Linked DNA regions of Mus musculus: region 2 is linked to region 1. Evidence: chromatin contacts called from ENCODE POLR2A ChIA-PET data. All regions are on one chromosome and are shown on one strand. Each heading gives the region's core, a stretch centred on a gene start or an enhancer-like site at or near the end of the contact. The rest is flanking DNA. Distances are from core to core; before and after follow the strand shown. Region 1 holds the start of Baiap2l1 (BAI1-associated protein 2-like 1). Region 2 holds the start of Trrap (transformation/transcription domain-associated protein).

Region 1 (3,088 bases), core at 499-2,998:
TAGGTGTGTACTCTAGGACATGTTCAGAGCTGGGTTGGGTGTGACTGGGTAGACAACAGGAAGCACCAGGAAGGACTAGGGAGACAGCTCAGTAGTTAAGAACACTGGCTGTTCTTCCAGAGGACCTAGGTTTGTTTCCCAGTACCCACATGATGGTCACAACCTTCTGCAACCCAAGTTTCAGGGAATCTGAAGCCCTCTTCTGACCTCTGACATATGCACCAGGCATGTACATATATATGTATCAGTCACAGATGACATACATGCAGTCCAAGTAGCTTACACATAAAATAAAAGTTTTAAATAATGTGCCAGGAGCCACACACCTACATGGCCTCTACAAGATGAAAGAAAGCACAGACATCCTAGACGCCTCAGCCGACCTGGGGGCTGAGGAAATGGGTCAGTTTGTAAAGTGCCTGTGGTGCGAACATTGGGACCTGGGTTCCATCTGCGGAACCCATGTGAAAAGCTACATACAGTAGATATGCTCTTGTACTCCCAGTGCTGGGAATTTGGGAGACAGGTGGATTCATGGGGCTTGTGGAGACTTGATAGCCATCAGTCTATCCTTTTTAGCTACTTCAGTAAGAGACTCTGTCTCCAAGATATATATAGTAGATATCGGCTGAGGAATGACGCCCAAGGTTGACTTCTTGTAACACACACACACACACACACACACACAGAGGAAATTTTTAGACAGTCTTGTGATTTACATAGTTGTAAAGCATGGGATTTTAAACTTATTCTTAATGTTCTGTTATTCCAGTAATCAGATCTTGGCGTTAGTTACTTTTTTTGGCACCCCGGAACTTTCAAAATTGTGGGTGGCTCCATCCATGAGAAACCATGCCCCGTGGACCTTCAATCAGGGAAACCGATTCGTAGGAGGTATGTGGAAGTTACTCAAAGGCAGAGAGCTTAGAGGATTCACCTGCGGAGGATGTGAGCCTCGAGCTTTCAGAGCCAGCACCTTGTGGCGGACACTAGACCAAAGACCTAGAAGCCCAAAGGTCCAGGTCCTGTTCTAAAAGACACCACAGTGTAGGGGCTTGGCTGGAACTCTGGGAGGGCCGGGAGAGGGCGAACAGAGGTATTACCTCCACTGCCAAGCCTTAGGCGAGATGGCCTGGTCCACTGGGTCCAGCCACCTCGCCTTGTACTGCTCCAGCCTCGCCCACCAGGCTGCTCAGCCACGCCCACACGAGGAAGACTCTCCCATTCCCTTGCCTGCCTCAGCTGGGGCTGTCTAAACCACGCCATCCTCGCTTCAGCACCGCCCATCGGTCTGCTAGACCGCGCCCACCGGCTCAACTCTGCGGTGCCACTCTGGCGGACACAGCTAGGGCGACTTCGTTCACTCCGTCCCTTCTTGTTTCGGCCACGCCCATCCGCCATCTAGGCCACGCCCATCAGTCCATTTCAGGTGGGGGGAGTAAGGGCGCGTCCCCTCCCCTTGGCTTCTCCCTCTTGTTGGCCTCTCAGACCCCACCCCCGCTCCACGTCTCAGCTGGGGCCAATCAGTCCGGCGCGCTGGCCGGGCTTCTGCTCCGCTTAGCAAGCCCCTAGGCCACGCCCACCTAGCGCAACAAGTCTCTTCCAGGTTCCCCCGGTTGCCCCAAAAGATCGACCCTCCCACCAGGCTGTCTCCGCGCGAGGCCGCCCCGCCCACTCTAGAGTACTCAGCCTAGGCCCCGCCCACCTCAGGTGGGGCTGCCCCGCCCTCTGGCCGTACGGCCCCGCCCACTCCGCCCGCCTCAGGTGGGGCTGCCCGTCCCTTTGCTCGTCCCAGCCTTGGCAGGCTACGTCTACCTCGCAGCTCCTTACAGACCGAAGCGCCGCAAAGTTTTGACATTTTGGCAGCAGAGACGCGCACTGACTCTCTCCCGCTGACAGCTGTGGCGGCGGCCGACTCTCAAGGACCACTCAGTCTCAAGTCCTAGGCGCTCCCGCCGCCCGGCGGCCACGAGGCCCCGCCGCGTCCTCCCGCGCTCGCCCTCCCGGAGGCTGCAGCCATGTCTCGGGGGCCGGAGGAGGTGAACCGGCTCACGGAGAACACGTACCGGGTAAGTGTGGGACTTTGCGGAGCTCGAGACGGGAGACCGGGGGGATCCGGGACTCTGTGGTTCCAGGCTGAGGGCGGAGGCTGGGAGGCCCGGAGACTTGGGAACTCCAGGGTTCGAGGCCAGGAACGTGAGCCCGGACAAGCAGCTGACCATTGTCGCCAGCGGGGTCGGTCGAGATTCTTTTTCGCTTTTGAGATAAAGTGGGGACTTTACATGATAAGGGCCTCCCCTTCCCCCTTGGACCCTTGGAGACTCCCAGGGACCCCACATTTCCCGTGTTGGGGGAAGGGGATTGGAGACGTGGACGACAATCCGCGGGGTCCCCGAGAGGTTCTTATCCTCCCCCAACTTCTCTTTGTGGTCAGTGACTGCGCTGGTCTGACCGCTGGGGCTAACCCCTCCCCAGATCCAAAAGAGAGAGAGAAAAGAGACAAGCTCGAGTTTCCTCGGAGAAAAGAAAGAATGTAGGGGAGAAACTCCTCCGTAATTAGGAATCCATCGCCAGGTGAGCCTGGCTCCCTCGGCTCAGGGAATTTTCTAGGCTGCCAGGGAATCTGCTCCTGGGAAGACTTGAAACGCCTTCGCCCTCTTGGACTCTTTCATACAGTAGCTTTTAAGTTCGATTTGGCTTTTGATTACTTTTTGTTTAGCGTTTTGACAGTTTTATACATCTATATACAATTATTATGAGCATGTTCGCCCGCAGTTGGACTGTTTCTACGTTCATGATTTGGGGAGGTTATTGGAGTCAGAGAGCACTGAGATTTTAATAAGAATTGACTTAAGCTGACAGAACGTGTGGTGATTGGTCGCTTAACTGGCATGTTATGTGAGAGAATTTTTCCAGAAACAGACATGGGATTAGTGGCCAGTTTAGTAAGTTTAAGTACTTATAAATGAATTCCATTTGAAATGAGATATCCGTTTAATCATCTGCTATTAATAGAATACAAAACAACTTTTGTTTTAATTCCACTTAGGTCCACTGAACCCCTGAGATTTAAAGTTCTCTAAATTTA
Region 2 (2,823 bases), core at 80-2,579, 410 kb before region 1:
GAAAATATACACACTACATCATGGTAGAGCCTTGTCCTGGGTTTTATCCCCCAGTATTGTATAAATAATAAACTATTCTCCTAAGCATTACCTCAAAGACTGTGGATCTTATCTACAGTCGAGGCACAAAACACAAAGCATGCTTTTTATCATTACATTTTCTTAACTGGGGTGGAAGAAGGTGTGTGCCACACAGCACATGAGGAAGTCAGGGGACCACTTGTGGGACGTCTGTTCCTTCCATCCACCGTGTGGGTCTCAGGGATTGAACTCGGGTCATCGGGCTTGGCAGCAAGCAACCTTTACCCACTGAACCAACTCACCGGCCCCAAAGCATACTTTAAAAGCACCACAGTGACTTGGAAAACAGGAACGTTGACTCCTGGCTCATAAGGTAAAGCGCTTGGAGCCAAACCTGGAGACCTATCTTGATATGTGACCACAGGGTGGAGGGGGAGAACTGAGTCCCACAGGCTGACCTCTTAGCTCCACATGCATGCCGAACACACATACACAAACAAGCAAATGCTTAAAAAATAAAAAGCTGAGTGTGCCAGTGCACGCCTTTAACCCCAGGACTCTGTGGATCTCTGTGAGTTCTAGACCAGCCAGGCCTACATAATACCAGAGACCCTGTTCCTAGGGAGAGAAGAGAAAAGCTAAGGATACTATCAGCCTTGCTACCGTGACTTGGCAAACTCTTGCTTTTCCTATCAGAGTTCCTCCTTCAAACACTGGAGGTCCCTCATACTCACCGACTATTAACTAGACTCAGGGTCAAGGCATTCTTAAGAACAAAACAGAAGCCCTAATCCTGGCCAAACTTTTTATCTAGCTTTTCTGCTGTGGAGGCGGTGTTGTGTAGCTCGGGTAGGAGGAGCAGGCTGATGTAGATGTACGGTTGGCCTTGATTGTTGAGCTTCCAGCCCCGACCCCTGACAGGCCTGTGTACCATCACCCCAGGGCTAGGAGGTTCTGGGGAATCGAACCCAGGGTTTGGTGTGCTAGGGGGACACTCTACCCTCTGAGCTATAGCCCAATCATCTGCGCAAACTTTTGCGACACTTAATCTCCTTTTTATAAGCCACTCAGTAAAAGTGCCACTTCCGAGCTCCCACCCGATCCTCCCAGGGACCAGGCCTAGCTTCTCCCTGGGCCAAGAACCTGAAAGCAGGGGGCTACCCTATCCGCCTGTGGATTCTGGAAGGAGGTTCTGAGCTTTTCGAGAGGATATGGATTCAGGCCTGGATGCCCTCGAGCCCACGGAGTCCCCACCCAGGTAAGGAAAAGGCAAACGGCCCCACAGCCCGCCGTCCTCCATCGGGTCCGCCCCGCCCACGACGCCCGGCTGGCTGGACAACGCGCCTCCGGGCCGCCAGGGGGCGCCGTAGCCGCCGCTACCTTCACTCTCAGCGTCTGGCCCAGAGAGCCAGGAGCCTGCGTGGAGGCCCGCAGATGCCAGGATGGCTTTGGTGGGGTGCCGCAGCCCCCTCGACTCCTCACTCAATCCCTTCGCGTCGCAAACGGCCTTCGGGTTCCCTCCTTTTGTCGCCGATCCTTCCCGGGACTCTCAGCGACTGCCCCCCAGCAGGCCGCTGAGCTACGGCAAGCGCCGAGGGCCAACCTCCGCGGCCGCTAGCGCTGCGCGTCCCTCCATCCGCTCCAGCGCAGCCCGGCGCCGCGGAGGACTAAATGCTGCAGTGTGGCTGATCTAGTTTAGGAGGGCTCCTGGGGGGCCGGAAGGACCTCGGTCAAGCAGGGACAGCCTTCTCCACTTCTCCGTGGAGCCGTCGTGCTGCACCGACTCTCTCCCACGCCTGAGACACGCACGCGCGTGCATCTCCCGGGACCGTTCACCCGCCCTCCCTTGCGCTTACCGGGACCTGCCGACTAGCCCCCAGCATCCGGGCCCGAGTCCCCAAGAACTCTCGCCGCCGACGCCGCTGCTGCTCCTCGCTCAGTCCCGCCCCGGCTTAAAGCCGCGGCGTCCGCCCACCAGAACTAAGCTCGGGCGCACCGCCCCCAAGTGGGTGCGGCCTGGGCGGGCAGCGGGGCAGGGAGGGGCGGTCTGCCGCCTTGGGTGGGCGTGCTGTCCTTTTAAATCATCGCCTGGGTGACCTATCTGCTGAGCACCTAGGCCGGTGGGGCTCTGGGCTGCTGCAGCTTCAAGATTCGTCATCGCCTCCACACCCAACCCCGTGTCCCTTTTCCTCGCAGGAACCAGACTGAAGGGTGATTGACACCCGAAATACCTCTCCAGTTGGTTCACTGTGTGTGTGTGTGTGTGTGTGTGTGTGTGTGTGTGTGTGTGTGTGTGTGTGTATGTGTGGCCTTCAGGGCTGGACTTCCTTCCCTGAGATTTTATTTTTCCTCTTCCAGCAATGCTGGGTGTTGAACTTAGGGCTTCACATCCACTAGGCCAGCTGTGTGTGTGTGTGTGTGTGTGTGTGTGTGTGTGTGTATGTGTGGCCTTCAGGGCTGGACTTCCTTCCCTGAGATTTTATTTTTCCTCTTCCAGCAATGCTGGGTGTTGAACTTAGGGCTTCACATCCACTAGGCCAGCGCTCTATTGCTGATCAGCCGCCTGAGAGTGAAGTAGTTCCTGCAAGACTTTAATCACAGCACTGGGGGGGGGGGGGGGGGGGGGGGCCGGGGGGGGGGAGGCAGGCGGATTTCTGAGTTCGAGACCAGCCTGGGATAGGGGCAGATAGACTGACATCCAGTTGGCTTAAAGGCAAACTCGGGTGTTATGCTGCTAGGTCACCCTGAGACAACTACATTTGTCCCGCTTGTAGCTGATGCCCTCCCTTCAAGACAAAATTG

Evidence for each region. ChIA-PET counts read pairs that join two places held with the same protein, here RNA polymerase II (POLR2A).
Region 2: POLR2A ChIA-PET joins it to region 1 with 10 read pairs in Patski. The contact joins the promoter of Trrap here to the promoter of Baiap2l1 in region 1. POLR2A ChIA-PET finds 5 or more read pairs at or near these places in 2 of 5 experiments (Patski and embryonic stem cell).

The regions. Positions count from the first base shown.
Region 1 is chr5:144,356,772-144,359,859 of GRCm38, reverse strand. Baiap2l1 (BAI1-associated protein 2-like 1) reads left to right here and starts at 1,748. Exons shown (of 14, transcript NM_025833.3): 1 at 1,748-2,069. The coding sequence starts at 2,019. Dmrt1i (Dmrt1 interacting ncRNA) reads right to left here and starts at 1,937. Exons shown (of 2, transcript NR_102374.1): 1 at 1,816-1,937.
Region 2 is chr5:144,767,300-144,770,122 of GRCm38, reverse strand. Trrap (transformation/transcription domain-associated protein) reads right to left here and starts at 1,329. Exons shown (of 71, transcript NM_001081362.2): 1 at 1,276-1,329.